Linked DNA regions of Homo sapiens: regions 1 and 2 are each linked to region 3. The links are chromatin contacts, found by Hi-C or POLR2A ChIA-PET in ENCODE. All regions are on one chromosome and are shown on one strand. The core of a region is the stretch at or near the end of the contact, and the rest is flanking DNA. Distances in the headings are between cores, read along the strand shown.

Region 1 (3,267 bases), core at 516-3,015, 1.2 Mb after region 3:
ATACAGCAAAATCCAGTTTATGGAACACAGTAACAGTAACTAGCGACTGTATCCATGTCCAGGACAGTGGAGTCTGTGAAGCAACCTGCAGTATCTTGTGCTTAGTGGCAGCAGGAAAGACAGTGGTGGATGAATTCTACCGCAGGATTTGGGTTTTCTTTATGTGTCCTGCAAGTTGGATTCTTCAGACTCGGCACTTTTGTGAGCCACTCAGTATAATCTATTATCTAATACTGTCGATTACCTTACTGGGTAAGGGCAAAAACCCCTATTGTGAAAGACTTGTGGCTGCGTAGCCAACGGCCATTCTTTTTGAAACAGTCATTTCTGTTTTTGAAACTATTTTTTTTAAAGATTTTTTTTTCAGTAGGCATGTACCCAGCCTGAGGCATAAATCATGATTGGTCCATAGCATTCTATGAAATATGTTCTTTTTGCCAACATTCATTAACTCTCATCTTTACAAAATTTGCAAGGCATTATTTTTTCCATTTTATTGATGTGAACTCCCAGGCTCAGAGAAGTTACTAGTTTTGAACACAGGCCTGACTCCATATAGCTCTTTCCAGGGCACTACCCCATTATTCATCCATGGTAATTCTGTATATTTTTTTATGACTCTGGTTGTGGGTATTTTACTTTCCTACTTGACCTTCCCCACTACCCTTGACAATCTGGGAATTCCTTAAGGCGACTCACTACCCCTCAGGAACCGCTCCTAATGACTTCTAGGAAGCCCCCTCGCCCTCCAGAAGTGCCTCTTCTGATTCCCAGGATGCCCCCCTCTCCGCCCCAAGAGCTGCTCCTAATGATCCCCCAAATCCCCGCTCACTGAGGAACTGCTTTTTTTTTTTTTTTTTTTTTTTTAGACGGAGTTTCACTCTTGTTGCCCAGGTTGGAGTGCAATGGCGCGATCTCGGCCCACCGCAACCTCCGCCTCCCGGGTTCAAGCGATTCTCCTGCCTCAACCTCCGGAGTAGCTGGGACTACAGGCATGCAACACCACGCCCGGCTAATTTTGTATTTTTTTTTTGAGTAGAGACGGGGTTTCTCCATGTTGGTCAGGCGGTCTCAAACTGCCGACTTCAGGTGACCCGCCCGCCTCGGCCTCCCAAAGTGCTGGGATTACAGGCGTGAGGGACCACGCCCGGCCAGGAATTGCTTTTTAATGACCCTAAGGAGAGCCTCCCTCATGGTCTGTCCTAATGACCCTCAGGGCAGCTTCCCTTCCCTGTTCAGGCTTGACAGCGAATGAGGGGTTTCCAAGGCCACGGGATTTTGTTTTGAAAACCGAGACACCCAGGACAAACCGGGACAAGACGGTCATCTTTTCAGCACTCCCTGAGCTCGGAAGCTGCCCCTAAGGGCCCCGACACATTTCCACGTTAGGCAAAGAGGATACTCATCCCAAGAAAACTTTGGCCTATCCTTTCGTTAGCGACATCCTATAGTAACCTCACCGCCCTTACCCATCTACCGGACCGGCCCACTTCCAGGTACTAGCTTCTTTCAACCCTGATTAGTTATGGGTGACCAGGAGCCCGCCTATGATTGGCCAGCTTCGCGATCCAGCTAGAGGCTCACTGGCCGCGGTCCCTAGTGGTACAGCGTTTCCTCCCGGCAACAGCCCGAGCCGGCGCTCATAGGCTGAGCACACTGAGGTCGGGACTGGGAGGTGGCTGCGGCGCGTGCTCATTGGCTGGTGTATGGCTTGCAGCCACCCTTGAATTGGTTGACTCTGTACGGCTGCGCAGATGCCGACTTTAGAGGAGGCGGAGTTTCGGCCTTCGCCTGCTGGAAAAGCAGTAGGATCGGCCAGTGGCGACAGCAGGAGCTGAGCCTAAGCCCTGGCGGGGCTTTGGGCTGTAGGTGAGAACTATAGGGTTTTGGAATTCTCGAGGATCATTGCCGCTGTAGCAGTGACCGTGAGTTTTGGTGGGGGAGGGGCGGTGGGGGTGGGTCTTCCAGCGGTGAGTGATCGGCATGTTTCTCGGCCAATAGGAGAAGGAGCTTCCAGAATGGGTTCTGAGATTGGTCCTTTCCAATCTTCAAGGCCAATGGACCTCGGGAGAGGGGGGCGGGTCATCTGGGCCTTATTTTCTTCTTCCTGCGGCCGAGCTTCACTCGCCAAGGCGGCGGGGCCGGGAGGGGCCGAACCTGTGCGCGGTGAGGTTCGGGGACGGTGGGGAGCAGGGTGCGCTGCCTTTGGAGTGATGCTCGCGGGAGCGGCTGCGAGGGAAGGGTGCGGGAGTCCGAGGGGGTTGTTAGCAACAGCTAGCTTTATTGAGTGGGTAAGTACCGGGCCTAGTGCTTAGTGCTTCGCTTGCATCATCTGAGCTAATCACAGCGACCCTGCAGGGCAGGGGGTTGGGATCCCCATTTTACAGGTGGAGAAACTGAGACTCAAGTCAGCTCACACAGCCAAGGTCACATAGCTAATAAACGGCAGAGACCGGATCTGTATTCAGAGTTTTGACTTCGGAGCCGGTGTTCTTGAATCTCTAGGCTTTGTTACTGATTGGGAGGGAAGGTGTCATGAAACGGGAGCTTTCCCCAGGGAACAGATTTGGGGGAAGGGAATCCTAGGGTTGAAGAAGGGATGAACAATTGAGGTGAGGGTGAGGAAATCAGTTTTTCAACAGTTACCGATTGCCTACTCTGTGCCATGCATTGTTCTAGGCATACAAAGATGAATAGGGGCAGAGGCTGATGAAGCCCATTAGGGCCCCTTTGAAGGCCCGGGGAAGGGCCCCAACATTGTATTCACATGATTGTATGTTTTTATAAAATGTGCAAAAGTAAGATATTTTGGATTCATTTTTCTTTTTAAGAGGGTCTTCAAAATTAAATAAACTTCGGGTTTCTCCACACTTGGAGCTGCCCTTGCAGAGGACTTAGTCCAGGTGGAGATGAGTATGTAAGCAGTATAGAGCAGTGGAAGGTGCACTTAAGAGTGGGCTGTGGGCAAATTTCCTGGTATGTAAAACAGGGAGAACAGTATACCTGCCATGCAAAGTTTCTGCCAGGTTCATGAAAAGCGCCTGTTTAGAAACACGCCTTATTTTTGATAGGAAGCCTAGGAGATACGGGTAACTGGATTTGCCTTCTCTCCTACCTTACACAGTTGTGCTCCGTGTTCTGCTCCCAGGCCTGTAACTAGATTTCTGGTGGATTGGAGGCGCTTTTCTCCTTTCTGAGCTCTCCAACTCTCAAAGAGAGTCTTGGAGCTGAACCGCCATACCTTTGGGCCCCAGATAGGGGGTACGG
Region 2 (3,525 bases), core at 507-3,006, 1.5 Mb before region 3:
GTTGAAGCACTGGTGATCCAGATCTGGAAGGAGCCAGAAGCCTCTAAAAGAGGCCACTGCAGGAGCCTCCTGACCTGGTTTCTGGGAATCCATCTGCTTCAATGATTTTCCTAAAACACAAATCTGATCCCATCACATCTTTTTTTTTAAAACTCCTTCAGTGAAGATAGTTAAGAACTTGTGGCAGACTGCTTCTAGAGAACAAAACAGGAACACTGGGGTACAGAAATAAGAGATTTACTTTTCATGGATACCCTTGTGTAGTGTTTGGGGAAAAATTATAACCATGTACATATATTCACTATTCAAAGGAAGGTCAAAAGCCTCTCAAAAGTTTCTACAGCTTTCCACTATCCCTAGGAGAAAGAGAAGCCTTTACTTGGTCTATAATGCTCTTCACCGTATGGCCCTACCCAACTCTTCAACCTAATCTCATGTTAATCTCGCTTCCTGTGGCCCTTGTGGACTTGGCTAGACTGGCCTTCCAATTCAGCTGTGCCGGCCTCTTTGGGCTTGTACACAGGCTTTTCCTTCTGCCTCACTTTTAAAAAAAAATTATTATTACTATTTTTATTTTATTTATTTATTCTTTGAGAAGGAGTCTCGCTCTGTCGCCCAGGCTGGAATGCAGTGGTGCAATCTTGGCTCACTGCAACCTCCACCTCCCAGGTTCAAGCTATTCTCCTGCCTCAGCCTCCTGAGTAGCTGGGACTACAGGCACCCACCACCACGCCCAGCTAATTTTTGTATTTTTAGTAGAGACGGGGTTTCACCATATTGGCGAGGCTGGTCTTGAACTCCTGACCTTGTGATCCGCCTGCCTCGGCCTCCCAAAATGTTGGGATTACAGGTGTGAGCCACTGCGCCCGGCCTACTATTATTATTTTTATAAGAAACGGGGTCTCGCTATGTTACCCAAGTTGGTCTCGAACTGTTGGGCTCAAGCATGTCTCACTTTCTTATCCCCGCCTCTCCCTTTCCCATCTTTGCCGTCTACTTAGGTCTCTGCTTCAAAGTTACTTTTTCAGGGCGGGCTTCCCGCCTGAATTCCCAATCACCACCGGACTTGGGTCAGTCCCCGCGCTGGGCACTCACTGCCCCGGCACCAGCATCTCTGCAGCAAGCACCCATAACAACCATAAAGTGTAATGAGCTGCTCAGTGTGCCTCCCTACATCGTTAGTCCGAGGAGAGGGTCCCTCGGTGCCCAGCACAGTGCGTGGCACAGTCGGTGCTCAGGGAGCGATAGCTAGATGAAACCGTACTTTTCGGGATCCTAGTCCATCCAAAGCAGCCGCCTTCGGGGCAGGTGTGGGGAGGAGGGAGGCCGACGAGGAGCCAACGCCGCGCGACCCTCCGCACTTCCGTCTTGGAGGCCAGGGTGGCGCTGCCGCCGTCCCTCGCCCGGAGGCAGAGATGCGCTGGCGCATCACCGCCAGGAGCCCACAGTGAAAGACCATCGGATGGAAGGCGACGCCCAGAACTCCAGGAGACCGCTGTGGGAGGACGCGAGGCCAGGTGACGAATAGGCCAGGCGTGAGTTCCCAAACAGCCTCCTCCCCTTCAAGAGAGTAAGCTTGGGCCACAGGCTGGGACGGAAGCAGAGGGGCAGACACGCCACCACCCGCCCGGCCTCGAACCTACGGCGGCACAGTTCAGCGGAGGCGGCCCAGCGGTCCTGTCCCGCGCCTGCGCACTCCAGGCCCCGCCCCGCCCCGCGCCCTCCAGGCCCGGCCCGCCCTCCAACCTCTGCGTGCGCACAGCCTAGAGCCCGCCTCCGTGAAAGACTGCCGGGCGCATGCGGTCGGGGTTGTTCACTGGCTGTCCGGGGCTCCGCGCGCGTCGCCGGCCCAGCTCTGTCGCTGACGGGAGGATCTGAAGCCGGCCGCAGGTAGGCTGACTCCAGGGATCCCGGGGGGGATCTGTTCTCCCGCGCAGGAGTCAGCGGCGCGAGCTGAGCCCGGCGCCGAATAGCCCCGCCGCCGCGGTGACGGACGTCGCTCCTACCAATCAGGGGCGAGGTGACTCGGCGTCCTGCCCAATGGGCTGTGTGCCTAACGGGAGTGGGGCGGGCGCCCCGGCCGGCGAGCTGCCGGCTCCCGCGCGCGGGCCTCGTGGCCGGGCGGCGCTGGGGAGAGGGGCCAAGCGGGGCGCGGGGCGGCTTCAGAGGCTGCGGGGCCTGCGCTGCCGCGCTGGGCCGCGCCGAATCAGCTCGGCCGGGCTCGTCGGACGGAGAAGGCCGTAGGGGAGTGGAGCGGCGCCCCCCCCCACACCCTCCGCCCTTGCTCTTCGTCTGCGAGGAAGCCCGGCAGTCGCCCATCCATTCAAGCAGTGCGGGCCTCGGGCCTCCGGCCTCGGCGCGGGCTCAGCCGCCCGGGGCTGGGCGCGGCAGCTCCGCGCCGTAGGACGAGGGGGCCTGCGAACTCGCCGGCCCTGGGCCCCGCGGCTGGCCTTTGGGCCTCACGGCTTCCTCCCTTCCCGGCGGCCGGGGGTCGGGGCGCTGGCGGTGTATAGAGCTCACCACGTTTGCGTGGCGCCCTTCCGTCCACGCTCGTTACAGTTTCGAATCCTCAGCGGCCCTGTGACGCGGGCGGCGCAGAGATTCTCACCCCCATTCCCCTAGGTGAGAACCCGCGTTGCAGGCAGCTCAAGTGACATGATTGAGGTCTGCACACTAGTGATGGGGGCTGGCACTTCATCTCATAACATTGAAAGAAAAAGCATTTCCCCCCTCAGTCTTTGTTGAATTTCTCTGATGCGTCTTGATTTACGTTACTTCTGTGCCGGAAAACCTTCTTGCGCCTTCCGTCACCTTCAGGATTAAGTTCAGATTGGGCATGCCAGTTTGCACATGATCTGGCCCTTGCCTACCTTTCCAGTTTATCTTCCACTGTATATCCCTGCTTCCCCGCCTTCCCCCTCACGGCCTTACCTCTGTTCTCTGTAGCTGCCCTGCACCTGCCTGTTCACCCTGTTCCCTTTCCTGTGCTCTGAGTCGTGCAGTCAGTCCTTCAAGGCCCATTGCAAGTCATATCTACAAAACAGGAGCCGCCTGGATCCGCCCACTACCCCCAGGACTTGTCTCACCTTCCTCTGATGGCCATGGTACTGAAAGCGTCTGCTCTCATCGTCCCCCTTTATAGTCTAAACATGTTTTCTGTCTGCTTCCACCGTCACTGAATTACTCATTTATTTGTTAATGTTTCATCTCTCCAACTGGACTGCCAGAAAGTTGAGATATGGGCCCAAATCTGATTAATGTTTGCAGTCCCCAAGCACAGTAGCTGTCATGTAAGTCAGTAGCCCATAAGGATGAATGAATGAGCCTCCCGCCTGATCTTTATGTACACTGGCATATGTATTGCCAGGCACTGAGACTGCAAGAATCTAAAGAGAGAAACTAAAGAACGTAAAGAGAGATGTTAAACTCTTAGAGTAAAATTGGGACAAATCAAATGTAATTGGATGAGATGAATCTTTTGTAGAAGTAACTCACTCGGTGGCAGAGGAATTTCTAGGATCATCC
Region 3 (3,450 bases), core at 342-2,841:
AAGAAACAATTCAGGTAGGATTAACCTGATACTTTCTACTCATTCTGTGCTCTTTTTTGTTGTTGTTGTTTTCTCTAAATGGTGATTGTGACTTATTCATAAACTGCTAAAGGGCCCTGGCCTGCAGTTTGAAAATCACTGACTGCTCCCTCCACTACTACGTTCTCCACTCGGCCCTTAGCAAACTCTGTTCTTTTGCCATTTGCCCTAGCAGTCCCGGATGCCGGGAATGCCCTACCCTTCTTCACTACTCCTGTACACAGCAGGTTCTGACTGCCCTCTCAAAATGCAGCTCAAATGTTTCTTCCACAGGGAAAGCTTTCCACATACTGCCCCATTCACTATCGTCTCACTCTCGTTGCCCAAGCTGGAGTGCAGTGGCGCGATCTCCGCTCACTGCGAGCTCCGCCTCCCGGGTTCAAGCGATTCTTCTGCTTCAGCCTCCCGAGTAGCTGGGATTACAGGCGCCCAGCACCACTCCCGCCTAATTTTTGTATTTTTTAGTAGAGACAGGGTTTCACCATGTTGGCCAGGCTGGTCTCGAACTCCTGACCTCAGGCGATCCGCCCGCCTCGGCCTCCCGAAGTGCTGGGATTACAGGCGTGAGCCACCGCGCCCGGCCTGTTTCTTTACTGATTTGTCTCCCACATTGGAATGTTAGATCTTTGAAGGAACTGATCTACCGAGCTGCCCCAGTAACTTTAGCACCTAAAATAGTGCATAACACAGAGTACGCCTTCAGAAAACATGAGTGACGAATAAGTGGGAGATGAGACAGACGAGGCCACGGGAGTCTTAGGGGCCTGTCTTAAAGCCGTTTTGAGGTGTCCCTTGCAGAGTCAGGGGCAACGGCTAACGCAAGGTACCCAAGCCAGACCCGGGAAAGGGAGAGAGGGAGGGAGTTATAGCGCCCAGGTGCCACGTTTCAGGGCCTACCAGTAATAAGTGACTGTGCAGGCCGCGCACACCCGCTCGGCTGGGGCTTCGCACACCTCACAGCAGAGTCTGCGCCCCTTGGGGACTGCCAGTGGGTAGATCACATTCATGGTGCAGCCAGCAGTGCTGGTCTCTAAGACGGTTGCCCAGCAAGGATACGCTGAACCCCGGCGTCACGTGACGATCGCGGGGCTGCGTACTTGCCAGCATTTCAAGGGCAGAGGGCGGCGGGACGTGACTCGACTAACATCTGGGTGTATTGCTGAAGTTGGAAAAGGGGAAGAAAGAAAGAAAAAGCAGCACAAAACCCACAAGTCCCACGGGTCAAATGGCCGAGAAACGACTCCCAAGGAGTCCAAGTCCAGAAAGGCCCGTACAGTGGCCGGTAAGGGTCAAACATGGCCAGTTCTTCACCCAGGCTAGGAAACGAACGTGAGGGAACGTGACCCTACCAGATGCCCACCCAGCCGGGGATCCCCCTCGTTGCAGTGTCACTTTCGCTGGGCTCTGGGGCAGAACAACTACGCATTTCCAGACTTGGCGAGATCGGGACCTAGTGTCAAAAGAAGGGTAGTGAACCGCCCACTCAGTACGGCGCGGCGCGTACACCAGGTAGGCGAGAAGGGGCGTGGCGCGGCGGCCGCGAAACGTGCGCAGGCGCCGGCCGCTGCGCTGCAGATGGCGGAAATGGATCCGGTAGCCGAGTTCCCCCAGCCTCCCGGTGCTGCGCGCTGGGCTGAGGTTATGGCTCGCTTCGCGGCCAGGCTGGGCGCGCAGGGCCGGCGGGTGGTGTTGGTTACGTCAGGCGGCACCAAGGTCCCACTGGAAGCGCGGCCGGTGCGCTTCCTGGACAACTTCAGCAGCGGGCGGCGCGGTGCAACCTCGGCCGAGGCCTTCCTAGCCGCCGGCTACGGGGTCCTGTTCTTGTATCGCGCTCGCTCTGCCTTCCCCTATGCCCACCGCTTCCCACCCCAGACTTGGCTGTCCGCTCTGCGGCCTTCGGGCCCAGCCCTTTCGGGCTTGCTGAGCCTGGAGGCCGAGGAGAATGCACTTCCGGGTTTTGCTGAGGCTCTGAGGAGCTACCAGGAGGCTGCGGCTGCAGGCACCTTCCTGGCAGTAGAGTTCACCACTTTGGCGGACTATTTGCATCTGTTGCAGGCTGCGGCCCAGGCACTCAATCCGCTAGGTGCGTGCCCTAGGAGTACCCCTTTTGCCTGGAAGCACAGCCTTTCTTTCCAGCCACTTATCCCCTTACCTCCTGCTTACCCACGGATCTCAGCTGGGGAACCCGAGTTGAGAAGGAGCTGATCCTATATCGTACCTCGCCGATTTGTTAACACCTTGTGTTTCTCTTTGCAGGCCCTTCTGCGATGTTTTACCTGGCTGCGGCTGTGTCAGATTTCTATGTTCCTGTCTCTGAAATGCCTGAACACAAGATCCAGTCATCTGGGGGCCCACTGCAGGTGATGGGCGCTTCTCTTCCAGAGATCTAATCCCATATAACCAATCTTGGGTTAATTTCCTCTTGATCTGGAGATGGCCTTTCTGCATCTGTATTCGCTAGGCACAGGGGATACAGAGATGAATAAGACACCGCCCTCCCTCATGGACCTCACAATCTAGTGAGGGAGCTGGACACAGACATAATTACAATACAGAGTGATAAATGCTCTAGTGGAGGTATGTACAAAGTGCAGTCAGATCATGGGGCGAGTGAATCCTGGGGGAGTCGATGAAGCTTCTTGGAGGAGATGAATTGAACTGGGTTTTAAAAGATGAGCAGAACCGAGCGCGGTGGCTCACGCCTGTAATCCCAGCACTTTGGGAGGCCAAGGAGGGCAGATCGCCTGAGGTCAGGAGTTCGAGACCAGCCTGGCCAACATGGTGAAACCCCGTCTCTACTAAAAAAATACAAAAATTAGCCGGGCGTGGTGGCAGGCGCCTGTAATCCCAGCTACTCGGGAGGCTGAGGCAGAAGAATCGCTTGAAACCAGGAGGCGGAGGTTGCAGTGAGCTGAGATCTCGCCATTGCACTCCAGCCCGGGCGACGAGAGCGATACTCCGTCGCAAAAAAAAAAAAAAACACCAAAAATCAAAACAAAATGAGCAGAGGGTGTACGAAGTGGGAAAGGTCATTCCAGGTGGAGTATGGCAGTAGGAATTTGAAAGTGGGCAGTGGGCTGTGAACCGAAGTGCTTTGGTAAGGCTGGAGAGCTGACTGAAGAGATGGCTTGCTTTGTAGAAGACTTTATTTTCCTTTTTTAAGGAGCTTGGACTTTTTCTTGTGGAGCTAAGGGACACATAAGTAGGAGAATGAGATAAAGTTTTTGTTTGAGAACAACATTCTGGCATCAGTATGAAAGACGAAGTAGAGAAGGAGAAAGTGGAGTGGGTAGATTAGTTGGGGGCTATTGTAGGTTAAGGAAGAAATATGGATAAGGTAGGTGTGGTTGTGATTTTAGATTTTTGGAACCTTCAGGAGTTCTTAGTCATTTATTGGGTGATACAGGTAGG

What was found. Hi-C counts contacts between places; a loop is a spot of excess contacts on that map. ChIA-PET counts read pairs that join two places held with the same protein, here RNA polymerase II (POLR2A). Pooled maps may share reads with other maps.
Region 1: a map of B cell shows a loop between it and region 3 (7-fold over the local background). The contact joins the promoter of KDM4A here to the promoter of PPCS in region 3. A Hi-C loop is called at or near these places in 4 of 168 maps with a recorded cell type or tissue (B cell, ascending aorta and naive thymus-derived CD4-positive, alpha-beta T cell) and 12 of 50 pooled maps. POLR2A ChIA-PET finds 5 or more read pairs at or near these places in 1 of 52 experiments (T-cell).
Region 2: a loop to region 3 is called in a map of naive thymus-derived CD4-positive, alpha-beta T cell, with 26 times the contacts of the local background. The contact joins the promoter of CTPS1 here to the promoter of PPCS in region 3. A Hi-C loop is called at or near these places in 1 of 168 maps with a recorded cell type or tissue (naive thymus-derived CD4-positive, alpha-beta T cell), 1 of 37 single-sample maps with no recorded cell type and 7 of 50 pooled maps.

What each region holds. Positions count from the first base shown.
Region 1 is chr1:43,648,384-43,651,650 of GRCh38, forward strand. KDM4A (lysine demethylase 4A) reads left to right here and starts at 1,766. Exons shown (of 22, transcript NM_014663.3): 1 at 1,766-1,869. RefSeq lists a silencer at 1,533-1,652.
Region 2 is chr1:40,977,940-40,981,464 of GRCh38, forward strand. CTPS1 (CTP synthase 1) reads left to right here and starts at 1,757. Exons shown (of 19, transcript NM_001905.4): 1 at 1,757-1,890. RefSeq lists silencers at 1,546-1,735, 2,006-2,295, 2,366-2,505 and an enhancer at 2,706-2,755.
Region 3 is chr1:42,454,952-42,458,401 of GRCh38, forward strand. It overlaps PPCS (phosphopantothenoylcysteine synthetase), which reads left to right and starts at 1,592. Exons shown (of 3, transcript NM_024664.4): 1 at 1,592-2,122; 2 at 2,296-2,399. The coding sequence starts at 1,615. ZMYND12 (zinc finger MYND-type containing 12) reads right to left here and starts at 1,071. Exons shown (of 8, transcript NM_032257.5): 1 at 937-1,071. The coding sequence starts at 1,046. It also overlaps a transcript of CCDC30 not described here. RefSeq lists enhancers at 1,193-1,422, 1,663-1,732, 1,823-1,942.